Regions from separate parts of the Homo sapiens genome. Here region 2 is linked to region 1. A link is a contact called in ENCODE Hi-C or POLR2A ChIA-PET data. All regions are on one chromosome and are shown on one strand. Each heading gives the region's core, a stretch centred on a gene start or an enhancer-like site at or near the end of the contact. The rest is flanking DNA. Distances are from core to core; before and after follow the strand shown.

The links. A loop is a pair of places that touch in the nucleus more often than their neighbours do. ChIA-PET counts read pairs that join two places held with the same protein, here RNA polymerase II (POLR2A). Pooled maps may share reads with other maps.
Region 2: a pooled map shows a loop between it and region 1 (5-fold over the local background). The contact joins the promoter of SPTBN1-AS2 here to the enhancer-like site in region 1. A Hi-C loop is called at or near these places in 7 of 50 pooled maps. POLR2A ChIA-PET finds 5 or more read pairs at or near these places in 2 of 52 experiments (Caco-2 and SK-N-SH).

What each region holds. Positions count from the first base shown.
Region 1 is chr2:53,992,082-53,997,392 of GRCh38, forward strand. It overlaps a transcript of ACYP2 not described here. Among named protein-coding and RNA genes, the nearest start is that of PSME4, 24 kb to the left of the region's middle. Within about 2 kb of position 2,815, at least 5 of the 41 ENCODE cell types and tissues checked have a DNase peak (open chromatin) inside an H3K27ac peak, as active enhancers do.
Region 2 is chr2:54,676,920-54,682,230 of GRCh38, forward strand. It overlaps SPTBN1-AS2 (SPTBN1 antisense RNA 2), which reads right to left and starts at 3,126. Exons shown (of 3, transcript NR_186176.1): 1 at 2,905-3,126. LOC105374653 (a long non-coding RNA gene) reads left to right here. Exons shown (of 3, transcript XR_940104.2): 2 at 4,637-4,836.

The DNA.
Region 1 (5,311 bases), core at 1,565-4,064:
TCCTTCCTTCCTTCCTCCTTCCCTCCCTCCCTCTCTCCCTTTCTTCCTTCTTTCTTCCTTCCTTTCTTTCTTTCCTTCCTTCCTACTTTTTTTCTTCCTTCCTTCTTTCTCCTTCCTTCCTTCCTTTCTTCTTTCTCCTTCCTTCCTTCCTTCTTTTCACCAGTGTCATAGTAAGCACTTACTTTTAATTTTAACCTAGTGAGTGAACCAAGCACTTAAATTTACTCTAAGTGCAATGGAAACCTATAGACAAGTTTTTAATCAGGAAAATGATATAAATTGATTTAAACTTTCAAAAGATCTCTCCTGACTCTGAATGGACTATAGATTATAAGGGGATAAGAATGAAAGTACTGTGACTAATTAGGAGGCGTTTTCAGCAATTCAATGAGAGATGACAATGGCTTGTATCACGGTAGAAGTAGTGCCAACGGTGAGAAGTACTCAGAGATGAGAAATATTTTGGAGGTCGGGTGCGGTGGCTCACGCCTGTAATCCCAGCACTTTGGGAGGCTAAGGTGGGCAGATCACCTGAGGTCAGGAGTTTGAGAACAGCCTGGCCAACATGGTGAAACCCCGTCTCTACTAAAAATACAAAAATTAGCTGGGCATGGTGGTGTGCACCTGTAGTCCGAGCTACTTGGGAGGCTGTGGCAGGATAATCACTTCAAACCAGGAGGCTGAGGTTGCAGCGAGCTGAGACCACACCACTGTACTCCAGCCTAGGCGACATAGTGAAACTCCATCTCAAAAAAAAAAAAAAAAAGTTTTCCAGTGACGGGAAGCAAAAGAAGGAGAAGTAACTTAAAGAGAATACGCATCAGAAAAAAGGTTTTATGGCCAGCCATGGTGGCTCACTCACACCTGTAATCCCAGCACTTTGGGAGGTCAAGGCAGACGGATCACTTGAATCCAGGAGTTCGAGACCAGCCTGACCAACATGGTGAAACCCTGTTTCTACCCAAAATACAAAAATTAGCCAGGTGTGGTGGCACATGCTTATAGTCCCAGATACTTGGCAGGCTGAGGCACGAGAATCGCTTGAACCCAGGAGGCAGAGGTTGCGGTGAGCCGAGATGGCACCACTGCACTTCAGCATGGGCGACAGAGGTTGACAAGAAAAGGTTTTTGCTTTGTTTCGCTTTCTCAGATGAGAGATGCTAGCCCATCTTTGGGATCAGAAATCAGAAGTTATTAGAAAGAGAGAGATGATGGTGTGGAGAAGGAAGGATTAGATCCAAAGGGCAGGAGTGAAATGAAGGAAGGAGGGACACTCCCACTGTTGAAACTGGAAGGAAGAAAAAAAAAGTACAGGTGCAGATTGAATCATAGATTTGGGAATCAGGCCGGGCGTGGTGGTTCAAGCCTGTAATCCCAGCGCTCTGGTGGGCAGATCACCTGAGGTCAGGAGTTCCAGACCAACCTAGCCAACGTGGCGAAACCCCATCTCTACTAAAAATACAAAATTAGCTGGGTGTGGTGGTGGGCATCTGTAGTCTCAGCTCCTCGGGAGGCTGAGGCACAAGAATCGCTTGAACCTGGGAGGCAGAGGATGCAGTAAGCCAAGATCATGCCACTGCACTCCAGCCTGAGCGACAGAGTGAGGGAAAAAAAAGGATGAAAAAAAAAAAGATTTGGGAATCAAAAGATAAGCTATTTCTGGTAGTCTCTATTTTCCCGGAGAAGTAGGCAACACCCTCAGTTGGGAGTAGAGGGTTGTGGAAAAGACGTGGAAGTTCAGAGAAAAAAAGTAGAAAGTTGAGAATTTGTAAAGTAAGGAAGAAAATAATTTGGGAAAGAGGATGTATAATATAGGAAACTGGGCCAGGCACGGTGGTTCACGCCTGTAATCCCAGCGCTTTGGGAGGCCGAGGAGGGTGGATCACCAGGTCAAGAAGTTGAGACCATCCTGGCTAACACAGTGAAACCCCGTCTCTACTAAAAATCGTACAAAATATTAGCCAGGCGGCTGGGCGTAGTGGCTCACGCCTGTAATCCCAGCACTTTGGGAGTCCAAGGCGGGCGGATCCCGAGGTCAGGAGATCGAGACCATCCTGGCTAACACGGTGAAAACCCTTCTCTACTAAAAATACAAAAAATTAGCTGGGCGTGGTGGCAGGCGCCTGTAGCCCCAGCTACTCGGAAGGCTGAGGCAGGAGAATGGCCTGAACCCAGGAGGCGGAGCTTGCAGTGAGCAGAGATCGCGCCCCTGCACTCTAGCCTGGGTAACAGAGCAAGACTCCGTCTCAAAAAAAAAAAAAAAAAAAAAAACGAAAAAAAACAAAATATTAGCCAGGCATGGTGGCACGTGCCTGTAGTCCCAGCTACTCGGGAGGCTGAGGCAGGAGAATCACTTGAACCCAGGAGGTGGAGGTTGCAGAGAACCAAGATTGCACCACTGCCCTCCAGCCTGGGTGACAGAGTAAGACTCAGAAAAAAAAAAAAAAAAAAGAGGAAACTGGCAGGAAAGAGGTCATGCTGGGGTGGACTATGAGAGGCAATAATTCGAAATTATATCGTGGAAATGCTTCAACCTCTACCAAGACCTACTTCAAAAGGAAAATCTTGTGTTGAGTAGCAGTTAAAAATGGAATAAGATATCAGACCTTCAACCAAATAGTTCTTAATAGCTCAAAACTACTATAGGATAGCAATTTTATTCCCAAATTATTCTAGAACTGAATATCTGAAACTCAGTGACCAAAAGCCAGTCAACCAATCTTCCACAGCCTAATACACACACATAAAATATACCTCTGGCATTACATTATAACTTCCCCCATCAAACAAAACAGGAAGAGTGGTTATGTTGGGCTGATAGTGTAAGATGGTCTGTCATGTAGCGTTTCCGTTATATTCTGAATTTGAGTTGGTATACCATGTGACAGTTCTTTATATATATGTTTTCAACACCGCTATGACAAGAGTGTCTTTCTGTTTTTGCGTCAGTGTCTCATGAAAAGAAGACATAAAGAATATTCAAAAGAAATTTTAAGAATCTTTGTTATCTGAAGGTCGTATCTTTAGTGCATGTTCTGTCTCTCATAGTTGCTAAACTCTAGCTGCAGCTCTTCTCTCAGAGAACTGCTCTGTCCTGCCCATCTATCCCATTATGACTTTCAGTTGTGAGATGAAGATATCTGTTTGAGAAAAAAAATTGGTTCCTCTAAATAGAGAAATGTCCAAATAGCTACTTTAGTCTCTTCTTTAATCTCAAGTTACATCAGAGAAAAGATTTCAGCATGTATAAAACATCCATATCTACAGTGACCTTGGTGTTTTTCTCAATGCATAAATCATCACATTTCTTCATTTTCTAGTGCATGAAATAATTAAACTTAAAATATCTTCTTTAATTCTAGACACAATTAATTCAATGCTATTATTTTTTATTTATTTATTTATTTTTTATTTATTTATTTATTTATTTATTTATTTTTGAGACAGAGTCTCTTTCTGTTGCCCAGGCTGGAATGTAGTGGCATGATCTCAGCTCACTGCAACCTCCGCCTCCTGGGTTCCAGGGATTTCCAGCTAATTTTTTTATTTTTAGTAGAGACAAGGTTTCATCATGTTGGCCAGGCTGGTCTCAAACTCCTGACCTCAAGTGATCTGTCTGCCTCGGCCTCCCAAAGTGCTAAGATTACAGGTGTGAGCCAGCTCGCCTGGCCTCAATACTATTAATTTTTTACTTATGTAAATTTTGTAGGGTGTAACTTCCCACATATTTCCAAAGCGTTTTTATATTTAACACTAAAGACCCACAATGGGCTGGGCACGGTCGTTCACGCCTATAATCCCAGCACGTGGGGAGGCCGAGGCGGGCGGATCACCTGAAATCAGGAGTTTGACACCAGCCTGGCCAACGTGGTGAAACCCTGTGTCTACCAAAATTACAAAAAATTAGCTGGGCTTGGTGGTGGATGTCTGTAATCCCAGCTACATGGGAGGCTGAGGCAGGAGAATTGCTTGAACCTGGGAGGTGGAGATGGCAGTCAGCCTAGATTGTGCCACTGCACTCCAGCCCGGGCAACAAGAGCGAAACTCTGTCCCCACCACCCAAAAAAAAAAAGACTCACAATGTACAAACGGCTATTCTAGGCATAGTTGGTTCTAAGAGAATAAGATTCCTTGATAGATACATCCAGCTTTTCTATTTAGAGTTGTGTAGTTTTGGGTCCTTCAGGAAGCAGACACTGAAATAAAGTTGGAAGTGCAAGAAGTGTAGGGGGTGGAATGGTGATGGGGATGTACACCTATGAGAGATAAAAAAGGAGGATGGAGGATTGGGTAAAGAAAGCCTTCAGATCTGGATGCTGATCTGATATCTGTGAAAGGAAAGAGGGGAGTAAAGAGGATTGGGCCAGGAGAGCCTGAGACTTTGATATATATTGAGCAAAGTCTCAGCCTACTTAATGGGGAGATGAAGAGCAAAGATTGCCTGTTAAGAGAAGTTTTGCAATGGGTAGAACTGGTCCTGTTAATGCTGCCATGATCAGCCACTGGTATGGGCTGCCTGGGAAGATCATAACCTCAGCTTGCTGTGGTAGATTCCAAAGGTGCTGCAGCTGATGGCCATTAGCTAAGTGTATTCTTTCAGCTAAAAGGAGATCCAAGCAATGTACTTTCATGCCTGCTACATCAGCTGTGCCCCTTTTGCTAATATTGCTCTCCTCATGCATTTCAGATCTATGCTTCACAAGTACAGAGCACAGACTGTTGCACTGTCTCCTAATTCTTCTTCTTTGACCATTCCCTCATCTCTGTATTAAATACTTTTAGCAGATTAATCTTTCTAAAAGATCATTTTTACCTTGTCAGTCTTTTGCTCAAAAATGTTGCGTCTCCCTATTATGTACAAAATAAAGCCCAGACTATTTAGGCTGATACTCAAGGCTGACACACGACTAGCCCCAATCTACCATTCTGTTTTTATATAACTTTGTGTCCTCTGTGGTCAACATATGTGGAACCTATTCACTATCTCCCCAATATTCGTTTGTATTTACAGATCTCTTGTTGCTCACATAATACCTTCTACCCCATTTGACAAACCATTCTCTCTTCTATCTACCTATCAAAACCAAACCTATCTTTGAAGGATTACATTTACTCTCCTATAGAAAGTATGGTAGGTATACTATAGTACAGTATAGTATTGACCCTTCCTCAGAAGTATATCAATATGTCTCGCCCTTGTTCATATTTTTCCTTCTTTTTAAAATTATTATTATTGTTTTTTGAGACAGAGTTTTGTTCTGCTGCCCAGGCTGGAGTGCAGTGGTGCAATCTCAGCTCACTACAACCTCTG
Region 2 (5,311 bases), core at 1,876-4,375, 690 kb after region 1:
GCAATGTAATTAGAGGATAGCTGATGCCTGATTCACTGGCCTTACAAATCTGTAGCTGCCTGGATTTCAACTGTCAATACATGCTGAAGTCCTTTTCGGATCAAATTTAAGTTCAGATAAAGAGTGTGTGGTGGGGACACAATAAATATTTGGAAGGAAGAAAAGATGGAAGGAAAGAAGTAAGGAAGGAGGAAAGGTAGGGCAGAAGGACCCTCCAAACAGCTGGGTACTCTGTAGCCTCAGAAGGTTGGCAAGATAAATCACAGCTCAGCATAAAGCCTATGTCGGTGTCTGGTGTTTAAAAAGTGGGGAGGAGAGGCTCAGCCCACAGCCTCTGTGGACAGGTTTTCTTTCATCTGCTTTCTAGCCAAAGGATGTGAAGACAAGCTACAGGAACTGATGGGCTGCAGCTGAGATAGGTCAGATTTTCACTCTAGCCCCCTGAACTGGCCACAGGGCCCCTTCGTTCCCTGACTTCCATCATTGCTCTTTCCTGTGATGTCTGACCTCCCCTGTGTCACTGCATCTGACTCTTGCTGCCTCCTCAGCACCTGCGGCCCCATCTCCTCCAAGTTCTGAACTGCACAGGCATCTTCTGAGGTACAGCCATGTTTGGGTGCCCAGCCGGCTCTTCCTGCAGGTCTTCCTGCTCTCCTGATGTCCCTCAGCTCACAACCTCTCTTTTCTAGCAGAGCATAGAAAGACAGGAGCTGACTTCTGGATGCCTGGTCATCATTTCCTTCTTTAGTTCCATTTTACAAGCCCAGGTGCTGTATGAAAAACAGGGCATGCTAACCCTGTCTTCCATCCACTAGGGCGGAGCTGACGGTTAAAACAAGGCTCTTTCCCATGCCAGCAATTAGACCTCCATTTCTCAGAAGAGGAAAGAGGGGAAGCGTGAACAGACAGAAGGGCTCATTTTCTGTTTGTCAAAGGAATAAATGGATTAAGGATCCTTGCATTTCAAGATGCATTTCAAGATTTCAGAGATGGAGTCTTGATAAGACAGTGAGAACTGACTGAGAGGGAGCTGCACCCAATCACGGGGCCACGCACCCAGGGACAGTTGCACCTATATGGATTGTTTCCCAGCCAAATGATGTTCTGACCATTAACTCAGGCATCTGGGATTCCCCAAAGAAACAGATGAGTAGCATCACTTGGGGGACTTTATTTTTAAAAATAAAAATTCAGTTCCTTAAATAGGCATTTGGTGACCTCATGTTTTTTTAGTGAAACATGTTGGTAAGAGATGCAATATTTTGAACAGGAAAGACAGTATGATAAAAGCATTCTTGGGCCAGGTGTGGTAGCTCACACCTGTAATCCCAACAGTTTGGGAGGCCAAGGCGGACAGACCACTTGAGGTCAGCAGTTCAAGACCAGCCTGGCCAAAATGGCACAACACCATCTCTACTTAAAAAAAAAATTAGCTAGGCCTGGTGGTGCACGCCTGTAATACCAGCTACTTGGGTGGCTGAGGCACGAGAATCACTTGAACTTGGGAGGTGGAGGTTGCAGTGAGCTGAGATCATGCCCATGTACTCCTGCCTGGGCAACAGAGAGAGACTCTGTCTCAAAAAAAAAAAAAGCATTCTTCCTTTTTTTTTTAACTCTAACAACCCACTGGCCCACATGCCTCAAATCCTACATAGTTAAACATCACAAGTACCTATTCTGCATACAATTTTTACTTACATATGCATCATAAACATTTTGCTGTGTTTCTACAAGACTTTGTGATGCTTATTTCAAGGACTATTGGTAGTTTTCCACAAGTTGATGCAGCATCAGGCATTAAAATGCTCCCCAGATGCTGAGCATTTAGCAATAACACCATTCTCCACCAAAGAGGCTTGTGTTCCCAAAATTACAGCTCTTGGTTCTTTTTGAGAGCAGTTTTCTGGGGGCATAAACTGCCCCCTGGTATGGCTACTGCACAGACCATATTCCCCTTTAATCACGTGCCTTGGTGCAGGGTACGCATCTACTAACCACTTTCCCCTTGTGGAAATGTTCTCCCAGGGGAGTCATTCTCCTGCCCAGCCTCAGAGAGAGCCTTGATCTCAGCCGCTCTGACAGCTTCAGTCACTTTACATTTCAGGAAACTGAATATAGGTTCTAATCTCTTTGCTCTCTAAAAGCTTCTGGGGTCCTAATGCAAATTTTATCACCCCTAGTTTAACACACTGTAAGCCCACATCAATAATTTTCAAACACAAGCACACAAATAATTTTTATCTTACCAAACACCCTCCCAAGCTTCTTGGCAATTGCCAGGTCAGAAGCTAAGGACACGTTTACAGATTTTTGCTAAATATTCCTATTACTCCTTTCCAAATTACTTTCCAAACAGTGTATCCATTTAGTTACTAGCTATAAACAAAGGTACAGTCAGTCCTCACTTAAGGTTGTCAATATGTTCTTGCAATCTGAAAGTAAGTAACACCAATTTTACCACAAGCAAATTAATATTCCTATGGTTTATTTCTAGTCACAAACACATCAAAATTCTAAATAAAAACCAAAGGCCGGGCGCGGTGGCTCATGACTGTTATCCCAGCACTTTGGGAGGCCGAGGCGAGTGGATCATAAGGTCAGGAGTTCAAGACCAGCCTGACCAACATGGTGAAACCCCGTCTCTACTAAAAATACAAAAATTAGCCGGGCATGGTGGCGCATGCCTGTAGTCCCAGCTACTCAGGAGGCTGAAGCAGGAGAAACACTAGAACCTGGGAGGCAGAGGTTGCAGTGAGCCAAGATTGCACCACTGCACTCCAGCCTGGGCAACAGAGTGAGACTCCGTCTCAAAAAAAAAAAACACTTCTGATATTAACCACTGAAATAAATATGAGCTATACATACATTTAAGAAAGATAAATAAAAGCAAGTAAGATAACTTACTCAATAATAACAGTTCTCTAGGTTGCCGGAGTCTCCAGTCTCCGGTTGCTGTAGCTCATTCCAGCAGCTCAGGGCTTAAAGTAAGAACCAGCCCTGAACAGGACACTGTCACATCGCAGGGCACACTCACACACACCCCACACTCACACCAGGACCATGTAGACATGCCGGTGAACTGAACATGCACCTCTTTGAGGGGTGGGAGAAAACCAGAGCATCCAGAGCAAAACCCCTGTGGACGTGGGGAGAGCATGCAAACCACACAGACAGTGGCCCTGGCAGAGAATCAATTTTTTTCTCATCATTAAAAAAAAAAAAAAAAAGTTGAATGAAATGACATTATCTGAGGAACTGTTCTCGTTGTTGTGCTACAGAAACAATTGTTTTTGTTTTTAGTAACTATCATATGGCACCTCAAGCTGTGAGTTTCTTTGACTGCTAGCTAGGGTCAACTTTTTCTCCTGTTTTTGTCATCTTTCTTTTTTCTCTTTCTTTCTTTCTTTCTTTCTTTCTTTCTTTCTTTCTTTCTTTCTTTCTTTCTTTCTTTCCTTCCTTCCTTTCTTCCTTCCTTCCTTCCTTTCTTTCTTTTTCTTCTTTCTTCTTGCTTTTTTTTTTCCTTTTTGTTGAGATGGGGTCTTATCTGTCACCCAACCTGGGGTATAGTGGCATGATCACGGCTCACTGCAGCCTCGACCTCCCAGGCTCAATCGATCCTCCTGAGAGCTGGGACTACAGGGATGTGTCACCACTTTCTTTTTGAGTGAATTGAATTGTTCATTCATATCTGATTTACTGAGGGTTCTGAATCACAAGCCACAAAAACCAACTCTGGCTAATTTAGCAGAAAAGGAACTTATTAAGGCTCCCAGAATCTCCAGGAGGACAAGGGCACCAGGCTTAGGGCTTATACAGCCAGGAAAAATGTCCAAAGTCCAGCCTAGGGCAGGCTCCTGGAACTCGTCACTGGACTCTGACACTGCCAGGTGCCCACCATGACACCATACTGTGCGCAAACCCTGCTGTGGGAATTGCTGTCTTTGACAGCAACACGCTGCTGCAGTGACAGCTGTCCCTGCCACTGCCCTCACAGAACAGATTCTGCCAGGCTCCCCTCTGCACATGACCAGCCTCTAATTCAAAATCATGCAGGTGTACAATTGACAGATACTGGCCATGGATCTGTGCCCTTGCTGCAAGTGCAGCTGGGAAAAGACCTCATATTCTGCAGAAGGAAGGTTCTGCCCCTTGAGGTTACAGATTCTGCAAACACAGGAACAGCGTTTAAAAAGTAGCTGGCTGTGTGAATTTCCCTTTGCTGCTATACCAAATTACCACAAACTTAGTGGCTTCAAACAACATAAATTTATTATCTTACAGTTCTTCCATAAGTAAGAAGTCTGACACAAAAACTCACTGCATTAAAATCAAGGTGTTGGCAGGGCTCTTTTCCTTTTGGGATGCTCTAGAGGAAATTTCAATTCCTTGCTGTTTGCAACATTTAGAAGCTGCCCACATTCCTTGGCTCATGACCCCTTCCCCATATTCAAAGCCAGCAATAGTGATCAAGTCTTTCTCACACTGCATCACTGTTGCCATCCTCTGCCTCCTTCATCTACTTTCAAGGACCCTTGTGATTATATTGGGCCCACCTGTGTAATCCAGGATACTCTCCCTGATATGGTTTGCCTCTGTGTCCCCACTCAAATCTCGTTTTGATTTGTAATCCGCACAGGTCGAGGGAGGGAGACCGTTGGACCATGGGGGCGGTTTCTCCCATGCTGTGGTCATTGAGTTCTCAGGAAATCTGATGGTTTTGTAAGTGTTTGGAAGTTCCTCCTTGCTCCACTCTCCTGCTGACTTGTGAAAAATGTGCCTGCTTCCCCTTCCACCATGACTGTAAGTTTCCTGAGGCCTCACCAGCCATGCAGAACTGTAAGTCAATTAAACCTCTTTCCTTTATAAATAACCCAGTCTCGAGTAGCATCTTTATAGCAGTGTGAAAGCAGACTAATACAATCCCTATTTTAAGGTCAGCTGATTAGCAACTTTAATCCCCCTTTGCCATGTAATGTTAAACATATTTGTAGTTTCTGTGGATTAGGATGTGGACATCTTTGGGAGACCATTATTCTGCCTACCACAGTTGCCAAAAACAAAAAAACAATGAAGCTATCCACTGCAACATCCTTAGTCTGCTTATTTATTGGCATCACTATGATTTGCTTATAAATTGAAATGTTTTCTCCAGATTTTTACCTTTTATCAATTACACCAAATGAAATATTTCCCTCAGTCTGCTGTTTTGTTTTTGTATGAAATTTATGTTTCAGTATTAAGGTCTGTTCATTTCCTTGTGGTTTTATTTCTTCAAAACTGAGGACATGAATCTTCTTTCACAGATCTGATA